2 separate regions of the Homo sapiens genome follow, and region 2 is linked to region 1. A link is an interaction called in ENCODE POLR2A ChIA-PET data of the cell type or tissue named here. Cell type or tissue: Panc1. All regions are shown on one strand. Each heading gives the region's core, and the rest is flanking DNA. Links, peaks and the distances in the headings are about the cores only.

Region 1 (8,537 bases), core at 141-8,140:
CATTGGGTAAATACAGCCATTCAAAATGGGAGAAATTGGCCAAAACAAAGGGCTACAGACCCCATGCAAGTCTGAAATCCGGCGGGGCATTCAAATCCTAAAGCTCCAACATTATCTCCTTTGACTTCATGTCTCACATCCAGGTCATGCTGATGCAAGAGGTGGGTTCCCATGATCTTGGGCAGCTCCGTCCCTGTGACTTTGCAGGGTACGGCGTTCCTCCCAGCTGCTTTCACGGGCTGGTGTTGAGTGTCTGTGGCTTTTCCAGGCATATTGTGCAAGCTGTCGGTGGATCTACCATTCTGGTGTCTGGAGGATGGTGGCCCTCTTCTCACAGCTCCACTAGGCAGTACCCCAGTAGAGACTCTATGTAGGGGCTCTGACCCCATATTTCCCTTCTGCACTGCCCTAGGAGAGGTTTTCCATGAGAGCCCCACCCTTACAGCAAACTTCTGCCTGGGCATCCAGGCATCTCCATACATCTTCTGAAATCTAGGTGGAGGTTCCCAAACCTTGATTCTTGACTTCTGTGCACCCACAGGCTCAATGCCATGTGGGAGCTGCCAAGGCTTGGGGCTTGCACCATCTGAAGCCATGGCCTGAGCTCTGCATTCGCCTTTTTCAGCCATGGCTGGAGCGGCTGGGACACAGGACACCAAGTCCCTAGACTGTACATAGCTTGGGGACCCTGGGCCCAGCCCACAAAACCACTTTTTCCTCCTAGGCCTCCAGCCCTGTGATGGGAGGGGCTGCTGTGAGGACCCCTGACATGCCCTGGAGACATTTTCCCCATTGTCTTGGGGATTAACATTCGATTCCTCATTACTTATGCAAATTTCTGCAGTTGGCTTGAATTTCTCCTTAGAAAATGCAATTTTTTTTCTATCACATTGTCAGGCTGCAAATTTTTCAAACTTTTATGCTCTGTTTCCCTTTTAAAACTGAATGCTTTTAACAGCACATAAGTCACCTCTTGAATGCTTTGCTGCTTAGAAACTTCTTCCACCAGATACCCTAAATCATCTCTCTCAAAGTTCAACATTCCACATATCTCTAGGTCAGGGGCAAAATGCTGCCAGTCTCTTTGTTAAAACATAACAACAGTCACCTTTGCTCCAGTTCCCAACATGTTCCTCATCTCCATCTGAGACCACCTCAGCCTGGACCTTATTGTCCATATCACTATCAGCATTTTGGGCAAAGCTATTCAACAAGTCTCTAGGAAGTTCCAAACTTTCCCACATTTTCGTGTCTTTTTCTGAGCCTTCCAAACTGTTCCAACCTCTGCCTGTTACCCAGTTCCAAAGTCACTTCCACATTTTCAGGTATCTTTTCAGCAATGCCCCACTCCCAGTACCAATTTACTGTATTAGTCTGTTTTCACACTGCTAATAAAGACATACCCGAGACAGAGAAAAAGAGGTTTAATTGGACTTGCAGTTCTACACGGCTGGGGAGGCCTCAGAATCATGGCAGGAGGTGAAAAGCACTTCTTACATGGCAGTGGCAAGAGAAAATGAGGAAGATGCAAAAGTGGAAACCCCTGATAAAACCATCAGATCTCGGCCAGACACGGTGGCTCATGCCTGTAATCCTAGCACTTTGGGAGGCTGAGGCAGGCAGATTGCCTGAGCTCAGGAGTTCGAGACCAGCCTGGGCAACACAGTGAAACCCTCTACTCTCTACTAAAATACAAAAAATTAGACGGGCTTGGTGGCAGGCACCTGTAGTCCCAGCTACTTGGGAGGCTGAGGCAGGAGAATTGCTTGAACCCGAGAGGTGGAAGTTGCAGTGAGCTGAGATCATGTCACTGCATTCCAGCCTGGGCAAAAGAGCAAGACTCTGTCTCAAAAAAAAAAACAAAGCAAAACAAACAAACAAACAAAAAACATCAGATCTCGTGAAACTTATTCACTACCACAACTACCGCAAGAACAGTATGGGGGGAACCGCCCCCATGATTCAATTATCTCCCACCAGCTCCCTCCCACAACACGTGGGAATTATGGGAGTACAATTCAAGATGAGATTTGGGTGGGAACACAGAGTTAAACCATATCAGACCCTTACCTCATATACGAAAATTAACCCAAAATGAAACTAAATTTCCCCTTTTTTTGCAGCCAGGTGCAGTGGCTCATGACTGTAATCCCAGCACTTTGGGAGGCTGAGGCAGGCAGATCACTTGAGGTCAGGAGTTCCAGACCAGCCTGATCAACATGGCGAAACCCTATCTCTACTAAAAATACAAAAATTAGCCAGGCATGGTAGTGAGCGCCTGTAATCCCAGCTACTCGGGAGGCTGAGGTATGAGAATCGCTTGAACCCAGGAGGTGGAGGCTGCAGTGAGCTGTGATTGCACCACTGCACTCCAGCCTTTTTTTTTTTTTTTTTTTGAGACAGGGTCTTGCTCTGTCGCCCAGGTTGGAGTGCAGGGGTACAGTCATGGCTCACTGCAGCCTTGATCTCTGGGGCTCGAGGGATCCCCCCACCTCAGCCTTCCAAGTAGCTGGGACTACAGGTGCATGCCACCATGCCCAGCTATTTTTTTTTTTTTCTAGAGACAGGGTTTCTCCATGTTGCCCAGGCCGGCCTCGAACTCCTAGGCTCAAGCGATCCTCCCGCCTCAGCCTCCCTAAGTGCTGGGATTATAAGCATGGGTCACTGTGCCCGGCTTGCAGTTTCTTAAAAAGTCAAACATATATCTACTGTCAGATCCAGCCATTTTACTTCTAGATACCCCAAGAAAAATGAAAATGTTACCCAAGAAAAAGGGGGTTCATTTGCCTAGTAACAAACAACTCTCCAAAAGAACGCAGGTTTTGATCAATAGGGGTTTTATTACTTGTCCCAAGTAAGCAAAGAATCAGGAGTGGGCTTTGCTTTTTTTCCAAAGCAGTGTCCCCAAGAGGGAAAGTGACAGGAGGGTTTTCTGGGGCAATGGAGAGGGGAGAGGGTACATTATTGCACGCATAGAAAGTGTCGCAGTGGCGCAGATACAATGAGCCGTCACGCCAGCACGTAGGTCGCATTGTGAAGGCATTGAGCTGTAGTTCCTCCCAGCGTGGAAACTTTATTGATTGATTGATTGATTGATTGATTGAGACAGAGTCTCACTCTGTTGCCCAGGCTGGAGTGCAGTGGCGCGATCTTGGCTCACTGCAACCTCTGGCTCCCGGGTTCAAGTGATTCTCCTGCCTCAGCCTCCCGAGTAGCTGGAATTATAGACATGTGTCACCACACCCGGCTAATTTTTGTATCTTTAGTACAGATGGGGTTTCCCCATATTGGCCATGTTGGTCTTGAGCTCCTGACCTCAGGTGATCCTCCCTCCTCTGCCTCCCAAAGCGCTGGGATTTCAGGTGTGAGCCACCGCTCCTGGCCTAGGGTGGAAACTTTAGCACGGTAAAAATTAGAGTTCACCAGTCCATCTATAAGTTGCTGAGGTCTGTCATAAACTGGTTCCAGCCAACCAGGTGACCACATTCTACATGGGGTTCTACTTGTTTTTTTTTCTACAAAAAAACAAGCTATGGGGCAGGGGGCTGTAAAACAGGCTCATATGCTCAAGCTGGTTAAATTTCTGTAGTCCAGGCTGAGTGCAGTGGCTCACGCCTGTAATCCCAGCACTTTGGGAGGCCGAGGCTGGTGGATCAATTGAGGTCAGCAGTTCGAGACCAGCCTAGCCAACACGGCAAAACCCTGTCTCTACTAAAAATACAAAAACTAGCTGGCTGTGGTGGTGCATGCCTGTAATCCCAGCTACTAGGGAGGCTGAGGCAGGAAAATCACTTGAGTCTGGGAGGCGGAGGCTGCAGTGAGCTGAGATCATGCCACTGCACTCCAGCCTGGGTGACAGAGCAAGACTCCGCCTCAAAAAAGAAAGAAAGAAAGAAAAAACCATTAAAAAAAGAATTCCTGAATCCCTGGCCAGACGCAGTGGCTCACTGTAATCCCAGCACTTTGGGAGGCCAAGGTGGGCAGATGACTGGAGGTCAGGAGTTGGAGACCAGCCTGGCCAACATGGTGAAACCTTGTCTCTACTAAAAATACAAAATTAGCTGGGCGCAGTGGGCACATGCCTGTAGTCCCAGCTACTCAGGAGGCTGAGGCAGGAGAATCACTTGAACCCAGGAGGCAGAGGTTGCAGTGAGCCTAGATCACGCCATTGCACTCCAGCCTGGGCAACAGAGCAAGACTCCATCTCAAAAAAAAAAAAAAAAAAAAAAAAAAATTCCTGTAGACCTGGAGGCCCTCCCTGTCTGCTTACAAAAGTAGAGATGACTGGCCAGGCGCGGTGGCTCACGCCTGTAATCCCGGCACTTTGGGAGGCTGAGGCACGCGGATCACGAGGTCAGGAGATCAAGACCATCCTGGCTAACATGGTGAAATCCCGTCTCTACTAAAAATGCAAAAAAAATTAGCCGGGCTTGGTGGCAACCGGCGCCTGTAGTCCCAGCTACTCGGGAGGCTGAGGCAGGAGAATGGCGTGAACCCGGGAGGCGGAGCTTGCAGTGAGCCGAGATCGCACCGCTGCACTCCAGCCTGGGGGACAGAGTGGGACTCCGTCTCAAAAAAAACAAAAAAAAAAAAAAAAAAAAAGAAATTTTTCTATAGAGATGGGGTCTCGTTATATTGCCCAGGCTGTTCTCAAACTCCTGGTCTTGAGCAATCCTCCTGCCTTGGTCTCCCAAAGTGTTGGAATTACAGGCGTGAGACACTGTGCCCAGCCTCCATACAAAGACTCGTACATGAATGTTCATAGCAACTTTATTTCTCATAGCCAAAAGTGGCAAACAACCCATACATCAACTGGTGTATAGATAACAAACTATGGTCCTTTTGCACAATGGAATACTACTCCGCAGTAAACGGAATGAATAACGCCGTGGAAGGATCTCTATACTGCAGCCAGATAAGCTTCTTCTGCTCACTTGGGGGAACATTAGCCCATCCCTACCCCGGGCACCTCCTCCCATCTCAGATTTGGGCTCTGTTTTGAGTGAGGACTACACAGAGGTGGAAAATCTGCTTACCACGTTGCTCAGTCATTGATTTGATTTTATATATATATATACACACACACACACACACACACACACATATACATATATATATATTTTTTTGAGACATAGTCTTGCTCTGTCACTCAGGCTGGAATGCAGTGGCGTGATCTCACTGCAACCTCTGCCTCCCAGGTTCAAGCGATTCTCCTGCCTCAGCCTCCCGAGTACCTGGGACTACAGGCGCCCGCCACCACACCCGGCTAATTTTTGTATTTTTAGTAGAGATGGGGTTTCACCATGTTGGCCAGTCTGGTCTTGAACTCTTGACCTCGAGTGATCTGCCCGCCTCAGCCTCCCGAAGTGCTGGGATTACAGGCATGAGACGCCACACCCGTCCAGTCATCGATTTTAAAGTTGTAATGGCCAGTTTTAAGTCCAAATCTAAAGGTGTCCAATCCCAACAGCGGGCACAGAGGACCAGGTCTCCAAGGGGTGGAGAGAAGCGGGATCAGAAGGTGTGTATGAGGCCGGGCGCAGTGGCTCACGCCTATAATCCCAGCACTTTGGGAAGCTGAGGCAGGCAGATCACTTGAGGTCAGGAGTTCGAGATCAGCCTGACCGACATGGTGAAACCCCGTCTCTACTAAAAATACAAAAGTCAGCCGGGAATGGTGGCACATGCCTGTAATCCCAGCTCCTCCAGAGGCTGAGGAAGGAGAATCTGGGAGGCAGAGGTTTCAGTGAGCCAAGATCGCACCACTGCACTCCAGTCTGGGCGACAGAGCGAGACTCTGCCTTAAAAAAAAAAAAAAAAAAAAAAAAAAAAAAAAAGGTGTATGAGCTCCTGTGGCTGCTGTCACAAACCACTATAGGCCTGGTGGCATCAAACAACAGAAATTTATTCTCTGACAGTTCTAGCAGCCAGAAGTCTGACATCAAGGTGTCAGTAGGGCCATGTTCCCTCTAAAGGCTCTAAGAAATAATGCATCTCATGCCCCCCTCCTGATTTCTGGTTGTTGCTGGCAATCCTTGGGTTCTCCGACTCGTAGATGCATTGATCCAACCACTGCCTCTGTCTTCACGTGGCATCTTCCCCATGTGTTTCTCTGCATCTCTTCTCTACTTCATATGAGGAACCAGTCACTGGATTCATCCATCCTCCTCCAGTAATACCTCTTTTAATTTAACCAGTTACACCTGCAAAGACCCTATTTCCAAGTAAGCTCATGTTCTGAGGTTCTGGGTAGACATAAATTTTGGGGGGACACAACCCAATTCGAGAGCCTCCATTGTCAGGTGAGGAGGGGACGCTAGCATGCTCAGGATGATGGGAGCCATGGCAGGTGTGTGGGCCAAGGTTGGAGGCCATGTGGGGTCTGAATCATCCCCTCCCCAATCCCAGGAAGAAAATAAGAAAGAGGTGGGGCGCGGTGGCTCACCCCTGTAATCCCAGCCCTTTGGGAGGCCAAGGCAGGAGGATCACCTGAGATCAGGAGTTTGAGACCAGCCTGGCCAACATGGCAAAACCCCGTCTCTACAAAAATACAAAATTACAAAAATTACCTGGGCGTGGTGGCTTTCTATTATAGATTGAGAAAAACGGTAGGCTGGGCATGGTAGCTTACGCCTGTAACCCAGCACTTTGGGAGGCCGAGGCAGGTGGATCACTTGAGGTCAGGAGTTCGAGACCAGCCTGACCAACATGGTGAAACCCTGTCTCTACTAAAAATACAAAAAGTTGGCTGGGCATGGTGGTGGGCACCTACAATCCCAGCTACTCAAGAGGCTGAGGCAGGAGAATCACTTGAGCCTGGGAGGCAGAGGTTGCAGTGAGCCGAGATCACACCACTGCACTCCAGCCTGGGTGACAGAGCATGACCCTGTCTCAAAAAAAAAAAAAAAAAAAAAAGAGAGAGAGAAAAACCCAGCCTTATTTGGGGGGAGCCGTCAGGGCTGCAGCGTCTAATACTGGGGACGGTTGAAGCAAGGGGCTGGATTTAAAAAATGACCTCCCGGAGGCAGGGCCTCCCCATAGGGTAGGGTATTGTAGTCCTGAACTCATTTGCATACAAGGCAATCCAGCCAATCAGAGCCCAAGGCCATGGGCCCGTTGTCTGGGTTTGGCCCATCCTGAGGTTCCATCCCAGGGTGTCAGTCCCGCGGCTGGCCCTGTCCTCAGAGGTTTGTCTCCTGCTGGTCTCGACCACCATCATGTCCAACACAGGGGGTCCAAGAGCCAGCCCCCTCCAGCTCCTTCTGCCCCAAGAAAAACAGACGATCCTCATTGGTGGGCAGGAAGCCAGGGGGCTTCTTGTTTCCAGTGGGGAGTTCTTCAGGACCCTGGGGAAAAGTGGGAAAAAGAGACCCCATCAGAGACCCTGTCCCCACCCTGTTCCGTGTCAGCTCATCTCCCAGATGGGCTACTGATGACCTGGCGGGACGGGGCGTGCACAGAATTGCATACTATCCCCTTGCTCAGTGCACGGGCCAGTCCTGCCCGCTCTGCCTCCAAAATTTCCATGCGCTTCTCTTCCCCACTCACATGTCACCTACAGCCCAGGCCATCAACGCTTTCTCAGATGCCTGCTATAGTTCCTCCCTCCTTTCTCTGCTTCTCTGCCTGTTCACCTTCAAGAAAATAAATATTTCTGGCCGGGCACGGTGGCTCACCCCTGTAATCCTAGCACTTTGGGAGGCCAAGGTGGGCAGATCACTTGAGCCCAGGAGTTTAAGACCAGCCTGGCCAATATGGCAAAACCCCATCTCTACCAAAAATAAAAAAATTAACCAGACTCGGTGGTGCATGCCTATAATCCCAGCTACTCAGGAGGTTGAAAGATGGGAGAATTTCTCGGACCATGGAGGTTGGGGCTGCAGTGAGCCATGGTCATGCCACTACACTCCAGCCTGGGCAATAGAGTGAGTCCCTATCTCAAAAAAAGGAAAAAAAAAAAAGACAAAAAAGAAAAAAAACACACAAATAAAACAAAGACAACAAAAAAGAAAAATAAAATAATAAAGAACAAAAAAAGAGAGAGAAAGAAAAAAAAGAAAAGAAGAGAAAGGAAAAGAAAAGAGGAAAGAAAGAAAAGATAAACACTTCTCTAGGGCAGCTGGAGGGAGCTTTAAACACCTTCAGGCAAACCCCTCCCCTCCCAATCCCCTTCTCAGTCAAAGCTGTTCCTGTCTGTGGCTGGTTCCTCTTCTCCTAACTCAGGGTCAATCAATGTCACCTCTCCCAAGAGGCCACCCCTGACTTCCCTGGCTAAAGTTGCTCCCCATCACAGCATCCGGTTTTATTATCCTTTGAATATTTATCATGCTGAGACCCTACACGTTTTTCTTTTTAGCTTGCTCTCTCTCTCTCTCTCTCTCTCTCTCTCTCTCTCTCTCTCTCTCTGTCTTTTCTTTCTTTCTGACAGTGTCTGGCTGTTGTTGCCCAGGCTGGAGTGCAATGGCACAATCTCTGCTCTCTGCAACCTCCACCTCCTGAGTTCAATCGATTCTCCTGCCTCAGCCTTCCGAATAGCT
Region 2 (8,537 bases), core at 422-8,421, 680 kb after region 1:
CCCTTTGGCCTCACCCTGGCCTTACATCGCTGAAGGCACTGTGTTCGGCTACAAGTCTGCCAGTCGGAGGCTCCTAGGGCCTCCTGGGGCTGGGCCTCGTCCATTGTGGGGTAGGCTCCAGAGGAACATGGGCGGAGGCAGCGTTTGATGAGTCACCACCTGCCAAGACTGACTTTTTCTTTTTAGAATCTTTTTTTTTTTTTTTTTGCAATGGAGTCTCGCTCTGTTGCTCAGGTTGGAGTGCAGTACTGGGATCTCAGCTCACTGCAACCTCCACCTCCTGGGTTCAAGTGATTCTCGTGCCTAAGCCTCCCAAGTAGCTGGGACTACAGGCGTGCGCCACCATGCCTGCCTGATTTTTGTATTTTTTGGTAGAGACGGGGTTTCACCATGTTGGCCAGGCTGGTCTTGAACTCCTGGCCTCAAGTGATCCACCTGCCTTGGACTCCCAAAGTGCTGGGATTCCAGGCGTGAGCCCCCGCATCTGGCCCTGAGGTGGTTCTTCCCCTGCTCATGCACTGTCTGTCTGTGGCTCTTCAGGGACCTCCAAAAACCCTCCCATCTCATTGGCCAGCCTGAAAGGCACTGCTAGATGGGGGCAGGGGACAGACGGAAGACAGACAAGGTGGGCGGGGGTCTTTATTTGAGTTTAGGCATGATTCGAATGAAGAGGATCATGCTAATGAAGATGAAGCAGACGATAATGAGCATGGCCCAGAGCAGCCAGTTGACTGACTTCTGCGTGTGCTGCTCCAGACGCTCTGACTCCGTCTTCAGTTTCTCCAGGTTCTGGTCCGCCATTTTCAGTGAGTGTGACAGGGTCTGTGGGGGAGGTGGAAAAGGTGTCAACAGGACTGGGGCCAAGAATGGCCTCTCTCTACTTCCCTGGGACTGGCCTGCACCTCTTGTCGCTTGCTGGTGCTGTGCCCTCTGCTGGGAATGCCATTTTTGCCTTCTACGAAACTCCTATTCATCCCGCAAAGCCCCAGCCACAATGCTCCTGTGCTGGGAAGCCTTCTCTGATGCCCCAGGGCAGAGGCTGGAGAGCTCCCCCAGTCCCCACACCTGGTTGTCCTTCTTGATGACACTCTGGGCGGCCAGGGTATTGGTCTTGAGGCTCCGGGCCAGTCCTAGCATCTCTTCCGCCAGCTTTTCCTGGAGGTTCTGATGTCGCTGCAGGACGAGGTCTAGCTCAGCTGCCAACTGCTTCTCACTCACTGGCTGGGACCCTGCCACTCCACTGATTTCACACACGGGGGGAGGAGGACATGAGAGATGGAGTGGGAAAGGGGAGAAGACCAACACATTTTCTTTTTTTTTTTTTTTGATACAGAGTCTCGTTCTGTTGCCCAGGCTGGAGTGCAGTGGCATGATCTCGGCTCACTGCAACCTCTGCCTCCCAGGTTCAAGCAATTCTCCTGCCTCAGTCTCCTGAGTAGCTGGGATTACAGGCACCTGCCACCATGCACAGCTAATTTTTGTATTTTTAGTAGAGACAGGGTTTCACCATGTTGGTCAGGGTGGTCTCGAACCCCTGACCTCGTGATCCACCTGCCTCGGCCTCCCAAAGTGCTGGGATTACAGGCGTGAGCCACCGCGCCCGACCTTTTTTTTTTTTTTTTTTTTGAGACAGCATCTCGCTCTGTCACCCAGGCTGGAGTGCAATGGCGTGATCTCGGCTCACTGTAACCTCCACCTCCCAGGTTCAAGCAGTTCTCCTGCCTCAGCCTCCTGAGTAGCTGGGACTACAGGCGCATGCCACCATGCCCGGCTAATTTTTTGTATTTTTAGTAGAGACAGGGTTTTGCCATGTTGGCCAGACTGGTCTTGAACTCCTGGCCTCAGGTGATCTGCCTGCCTCAGCCTCCCAAAGTATTGGGATTACAGGCGTGAGCCACTGCGCCTGGCCTTTGACTTCTGGGAAGAGCATCCACAGAAGTGGCTTCTGGTTGGTTTAGATCCTTGTGGTAGTGCCTCGGTGGTCCAGGGTTTGGCCACTGCTACCCCGTCCCTGCCGCACCGCCCAATTGCCACTACTGCCCCAGGGCCGCAGACACTCACGTTCTCTTCCTTACGTCCATCTCAGGCTCTGAAAGCAAAACAGGCCAAGCAAAAAAGGCGAGTGTTGGTTTCCCGTTTCCGGCATCCTGAGCATTGCCTGTGCTGGGTCTACTGCTTGGAATGCTGTTTCCTCATCTTGTCTGCTGCCCCGTTGGCTTCTGACCATGCTTGAATACCCCCTCTTCTAGGAGGGTCTCCTTACTCCTGTCTCGGTTCCCTCAGACCCCAGGTCCCTCCCTCCAGCCTAGCCTTGGTCCCATAGGCTGGGAGTGCCTAGCTTTAAAAAATTTATTTATTTGCTTATTTTTGAGACAGAGTCTCTCTCTGTCAACTAGGCTGGAGTGCACTGGCGCAATCTCAGCTCACTGCAACCTCTACCTCCCAGGCTCAAGCAATCCTCCTGCCTCAGCCTCCCAAGTATGCTGGGACTACAGGTGTGCGTCACCACGCCTGGCTAATTTTTTTGCTTTTTTTTTTTTTGAGACGGAGTCTTGCTCTGTCGCCCCGGCTGGAGTGCAGTGGTGTGATCTCAGCTCATTGCAACCTCCACCTCCTGGGTTCAAGCAATTCTCCTGCCTCAGCCTCCCGAGTAGCTGGGACTACAGACACGTGGCACTGCATCCGGCTAAGTTTTGTATTTTTAGTAGAGACATGGTTTTGTCATGTTGGCCAGGTTGGTCTCAAACTCCTGACCTCAGGTGATCCACCTGCCTCAGCCTCCGAAATTACAGGTGTGAGCCACTGTGCCTAGCTTTGTTTCCTCTCGGGGCCATTTCCTCTGTCCTGGCTCTTCCTCCAGGTGTAGTTTGGTGATGCTCCTGTTGGAGTCAGGGCATGGAGTCTCGGCATGGAGGCCCCGGGGCAGCAAGGATACATGTCTTGTCCTAGTCAGCTGGCCCTCAAGTCCTGTTGTGTTCATGGTGACTCACCTGCAGAGTCCTGTGGAAAGAAGTAAGTGGCATGAGGCTGGGTGCAGTGGCTCACTCCCAGCACTTTGGGAGGCCAAGGTGGGCAGATCACCTGAGGTCAGAAGTTCGAGACCAGCCTGGCCAACATAATGAAATTCCATCTCTACTAAAAATACAAAAAGTTAGCCAGGTGTGGTGGGGGTGCCTGTGATCCTAGTGACTTGGGAGGCTGAGGCAGGAGTATTGCTTGAACCTGGGAGGCGGAGGTTGCAGTGAGCCGAGATCGCGCCACCACACTCTAGCCTGGGCAACAAGAGCGAATCTCCATCGCAAAAAAAAAAAAAAAAGTAAATGCCATGAAGTCACCCCCCTTGTCTTGTTCCCAAACCTGTCCCTTCTGACCTCAACCTCCTCACCTTCAGTCAGGACATGGGGAAATCCCATGACCTCTGAGCCTGTTTCCTCAACCTTAAACTGGTAACGACAACTCATATTTTTTTTTTTTGAGACGGAGTTTCACTCTTATTGCCCAGGCTGGAGTGCAATGGCTTGATCTCAGCTCACCGCAACCTCTGCCTCCTGGGTTCAAGCGATTCTCCTGCCTCAGCCTCCCGAGTAGCTGGGATTACAGGCGTGAGCCACCATGCCCAGCTAATTTTGTATTTTTACTAAAGACGGGGTTTCTCCATGTTGGTCAGGCTGGTCTTAACTCCTGACCTCAAATGATCCGCCCGCCTCGGCCTCCCAAAGTGCTGGGATTACAGGCGTGAGCTGCCGCACCTGGCCACAACAACTCATATTTTAAAAGATTGAGCTGATCCACATAAAGTGCTCAGAAAGGAACTTGTCATCCTCTTTTACGGCTGAAGAAACTTATGTGTCTTGTAAGTTGCAAGCCAGGACTCAAACCCTGCTCTTGGGCCAACTCTGGGGCTTAACCAGACACATTCCATTTTTGCCTTGTACCAAATTCCTATTCATCTAGCAAAGCCTTAGCCACAATGCCCCTCTGTTGGGCAGCCTTGTGTGATGACCCAGGGAAGAGATTGCTGGACCCCCTTAGGGTTCCTGTATCTGACAGTATTGTGGTTCTGGCTGCCTACAAGCATAGAACCCCTATTCCTGTCCAAGGGATTCCCAGGGACCAGGGAAGGAGCCCTACCGTGCCTAGTAGCTCACTCCGCATCTCGCTGGTGTACCGCGCCCGTGACTGCAGATGCACCGTCTTTGTGGCGGGCACTCGCTCTCTGGCTGTGGTTGGCACACGGCCAGGGGCCAGGAACTGGTTGGCCAGTGCTTTCTCTGAGGAGGAGGTCTGCAGAAATGTGGGAAGATAAGTCACTGGAGGGGCAGGTCCTGGGGACCAAAGTGAGCGGTGATGGGGGCTGAGGGGGCAGGGGCACCCCTTCTCACCAGCTTCTCGGCTTGCAGCATCCCCTTCAGAAAATCCACCTTCCAGGAATATTCATTGATCACCTCAGAGGCCGGTTTGCTGGAAGGCAGGAAGAAGAAAAACAAAACCTGTCCATGGTCCCCAGCTCAGGGAAGGGTCCCAGCTGGGATAGCGGTACTGGGATGTCCAGTAGCACAGCCACGTGCTGATGTGAAAGCCCTGAGGCTGCCTGCACTCACCTCGCGTGGACCTTCAGGGCCTGCAACATGTCCTCTAGGGCTCCCACGTACTGGGGAGGAAAAGTGGATTGTCACCCGGGGGTCTTTCCCATGTCCTGATCATGGGAGTCGGGGGGGCGGGGCCGACAAATGGGAGGGGTCAAGCGTAAAGGAGGCGGGGCCAGTGGGGGAGGGGCGGAGTCCCAGGGACGGGGGCGGAAGCTACAGGTGGACGTGGCGGGACTGACCGGAAAGGGCGCTGCCCGAGAGGCTACTGGGGCCGGGGAGTCGGGCCAGGTGGCTTCCAACCCTAGGAATCACCCCCCGGGAGTCGGGCTCTACGCGGCAGTGCGAGATCCCCTCACCTTCTCCAGGCGCCACTCGTCCGGGTCCCGTTTCTCCGCTGCCATCGCCTCGCAGCGGGATAGCAGCCGCACCAGGTTTAGCTCCAGCCTCGACGCCGCCATTATCGCCCGGCCCTACACCACCCCTTCCGCCGGCTCCATGTTAAGAGAGGGCGGAAGTGCCTTCAAGTGGCCTTCCGGGCGGATGTTTCCCCCGCGCTCGTTAGCTGGCCCATCTTTGTTTGGAGCGGAAGTAATATCTTGTTTTGAGACGGGGCGCTGGGCCGGGCGCGGTGGCTCAGGGCTGTAATGCCAGCATTTTAGGAGGCAGAGGTGGGAAAGGATTGCTTGAGGCCAGCCCGGGCAAGATAGCGCTACTCTATCTCTATTTTAAAAAAATAGGAGAGGCGCCACCCCATTCTTACTTAGGCGAATCACTTGCTTTTCCTCGAGAGCATGTTAACCCTTCGGGAATGATAGGACGACCGGGGTCTTCTGGTGTCAGACCCGCGTGCAGTGTGCCCTTTTGTTCTGTTTTGCCTGCTCAAAGTACCTCCCCGCACCCCACTCCTACCTGGATTCTTCCCAGTCGGAGCTATTTCACGTCCACACACCCTTCCCGATTTCTGTAGCCTGGGATTCAGGAATCCAAGGCTTCCCCCACCTCAGCAGGGCTCATCTGTATTGTGGTTATGGGTTTCCAGGTCACAGCTCCAGCTCTGATTCCATCCTCGGCCCTGGGAGAGTTTAACTTTTCTGGATCCGCTTCTTCCCCCGGGAAATGGACAGTGTGACAGTACCTGCCTCAAGGGGCACATGAGACAGCTCTGCCTGAGAGTGAGCAAGGTGGGGCTGGGTCCCCCCTAACGCCCAGACCCCCATGGAGAACCCCTTCCCAGCCCACCTCAGTACCTGGAAGCTGAGTACCCCTATGCCTTGCAGTGCCTCTCTTCTGGAGTGACAGGATGAGGGTGGGGGCTTCACAGGAACCAGGGCCTGGCATGCAGCCTTCATGTTTTCCCACACCTTAGGTCATCTGCACCTTGGTTACACCAGTGGGCCTGATGTCCTTGAAAAATATCATAGACGGGTAGGTGCGGTGGCTCACACCTGTAATCCCAGCACTTAGGGAGGCTGAGGCAGATGGATCACCTGAGGTCAGGAGTTTGAGACCAGCCTGGCCAACATGGTGAAACCCCGTCTCTACTAAAAATACAAAAATTAGCCGGGCGTGATGGTGGGTGCCTGTAATCCCAGCTACTTGGGAGACTGAGGCAGGAGAATCGCTTGAACCCAGGAGGTGGATGTTGCAGTGAGCCGAGATTGTGCCACTGCACTCCAGCTTGGGCAACAAAGCAAGACTCCGTCTCAAAAAAAAAAAAAAAAAAAGAAAATACCATGGAGGGCCAGGTGCGGTGGCTCACGCCTGTAATCCCAGCACTTTGGGAGGGTGAGGTGGATGGATCACTGGAGGTCAGGAGTTTGGAGAGCAGCCTGGCCAACATGGTGAAACCCTGTCTCTATCAAAAAACACAAAAATTAGCTGGGCTTGGTTGTGCGTGCCTGTAATCCCAGCTACTCGGGAGGCTGAGGCAGGAGAATCGCTTGAACCCGAGAGGTGGAGGCTGCAGTGGGCCGAGATCGCGCCACTGCACTCCAGCCTGGGTGACAGAGCGAGACCGTGTTTCAAGAAAAAAACCCACAACAAACAATGGAGACCAAACCCAGGGCCCATCAAAGGGGCCTCTAGAGGCTGGCAGGGCAGAGTCTAAATCCCAGCCATGCCCCTCCCAACTGTGTGGCCTTGGAGAAGCCCCTCAACCTCTGGCATGTGCTGTCTGAACTTGGGTTCTTCACGGTGCCCCAACCAATACCAGCCAGCCAGTTCCCACGACTCCCATCCGATGGCAGCCTGGGAGCCCATCTGTTCCTGTCCTGCTGGGCCCACCAGGAACTGGCCACCTCTGCTGGATGGGTGGCTGCTGCAGCTGACATTTAGGCTCCAGAGGCTGGGCACTGAATCAGGGAGGCCAGAGAGGGCTGCCAGGACAGCAGGCGCTCCTGGCCAAGTGAGGCTCTGCTGGGAGCTCCCTGTTTGGTGGAGGATCAAGACAGAACTTTGAGGACAGTGTTCCACCCATATTCTGCACCCTTCTTGGCTGAGGCCACAGGGCAGACCCCCACCCACCGGCCCTGTTCTTCCAAGCCCGATCCCATATGAGCAGGCGTCCCATGCACACACTTCTCAGGCACTTTTTATTTCATGCTGTGCGGGGGCCCCTTGTCCCAGATTTGTGGCCACGTGTCCAGGTGTCTGGGGGAGTGGGCCAAGCCTGAGAGAGGAGGGCCCTGCTCCAGAGATCCCCAGGTTGTCCCTGTTGACCTATAGGGAGGTCTGACTTCAGGCGTTGCCCTCCTGACCCGTGAGCAGTCCTGAGTCGCTGGCTCCTATTCTGTCACACGGGGTGGGTAGTGCCAAAAGCAGCCTCCTGCAGCCCTTGGCGTCCGGAAGAGTGACAGCCACATTCAAGTCTCCCTGGCACGTGAGGTCCATGGTGCCCCTGACTCATGTCCTGGCTCCAGCCAATAGCCCAGACCCCCATGGAAGGTTCCAGCATGTGCAAAAATGCACATTGGCCAGGTGGCTGCCCCCCGGAGACATGTGTCAGAGAGGCACGGGTCAGGTGACCCAAGTGTCCAAAACTCTCATGGAGGGTCCCAGCCCATTGGCCACCCCAAGCCAACCACAGCAGGGTCTGAGCCTCAGACGCGCAGTGGCCTAGTGGCTTCTGCTCTGACAGCTCACGTCCAGGTTATAAGGGAGACGGGCAGCGTTAATAGAAAACTTTGTACATACACATATAAAAAACCATTTGGTCTTCCATTAAGGCTGTTACAGTTTAAAGTTACGTAAACCACGTACAAAGAAACAGTTAAACGTACAAAAAGGGGAGTGGGGAGATGTGAGGCCGCAGGTGGAGATGTGGTGCTCCCCACAGGTGCGTCCATGATTTGGGGGCTGCGTGCGAGGGGGCCTGGCTCCAGCCGGCCTCTCCCTGCCTTGACTCTGCACTTGGGGCCGGTGCCCACCTCACGTCACTCTTGAGCTTTTGATTCTGGATCCTTCTCTGAGGGCCGAACACTAGCTCTGCAGCTCTGGCGCCCAGCTCCAGTGCAGGGGCCGTCCTCGGACATGCAGACTTTGTCAGCTGTGGCTCTCAGCCATTGGTCTGGCCCGAGGCGGGGGGCAGGCAGTACGTTGGGGGATCCGAGTACCTCCGCTTGGCCCCAGGTGGCTGGCCATCCTCTTCTAGGGGCTCCAGGGCGCCCTGCACTGGCAGGTCTGCCCCGGGCGTGATGTACACGGAATGTATCTGGTCCGGGCGGCGGGCAGGTGGCTCCCGGCGCCGCACTGGGGCAGCCGCCTCCCGGGCACCCGGTGCCCAGCGAGGCAGGTGGGAGGGCAGGCCTGGTGGGAGCTTGATGTTGGCCGTGGGCATGATGGGGGTCCGCCGGGGGGTCTTCACTCTGACCGTTACGAAGGACGACGGCCTTCGTCGTGGAGGGGCGGCCACGGTGGGGAGGGGGCTCGGGGTGGGCGCGCCGGGGCAAG

What was found. Peaks named below come from ENCODE experiments on the same cell type or tissue, not always from the same donor. Only the 100,000 strongest peaks of a DNase experiment are listed, where the experiment ranks them.
Region 2: POLR2A ChIA-PET joins it to region 1 with 18 read pairs; 2 of 35 experiments call an interaction of 5 or more read pairs at or near these places.

What each region holds. Positions count from the first base shown.
Region 1 is chr19:17,892,522-17,901,058 of GRCh38, reverse strand. SLC5A5 (solute carrier family 5 member 5) reads right to left here. Exons shown (of 15, transcript NM_000453.3): 15 at 5,885-7,346. The coding sequence ends at 7,182. Among named protein-coding and RNA genes, the nearest start is that of SLC5A5, 25 kb to the right of the region's middle. In Panc1, for the core only: no CTCF peak of the experiment used is centred there; no DNase peak of the experiment used is centred there.
Region 2 is chr19:17,211,916-17,220,452 of GRCh38, reverse strand. MYO9B (myosin IXB) reads right to left here. Exons shown (of 40, transcript NM_004145.4): 40 at 7,167-8,537. The coding sequence ends at 8,143. USE1 (unconventional SNARE in the ER 1) reads right to left here and starts at 5,096. Exons shown (of 8, transcript NM_018467.4): 1 at 4,946-5,096; 2 at 4,602-4,651; 3 at 4,383-4,461; 4 at 4,132-4,284; 5 at 2,991-3,000; 6 at 2,062-2,089; 7 at 1,066-1,240; 8 at 624-822. The coding sequence starts at 5,047. The coding sequence ends at 640. RefSeq lists a silencer at 4,703-4,772 and enhancers at 4,793-5,112, 4,876-5,456. In Panc1, for the core only: no CTCF peak of the experiment used is centred there; DNase peaks (open chromatin) are centred at 4,752 and 5,182; H3K4me3 peaks cover 1,843 bases; H3K27ac peaks cover 1,577 bases.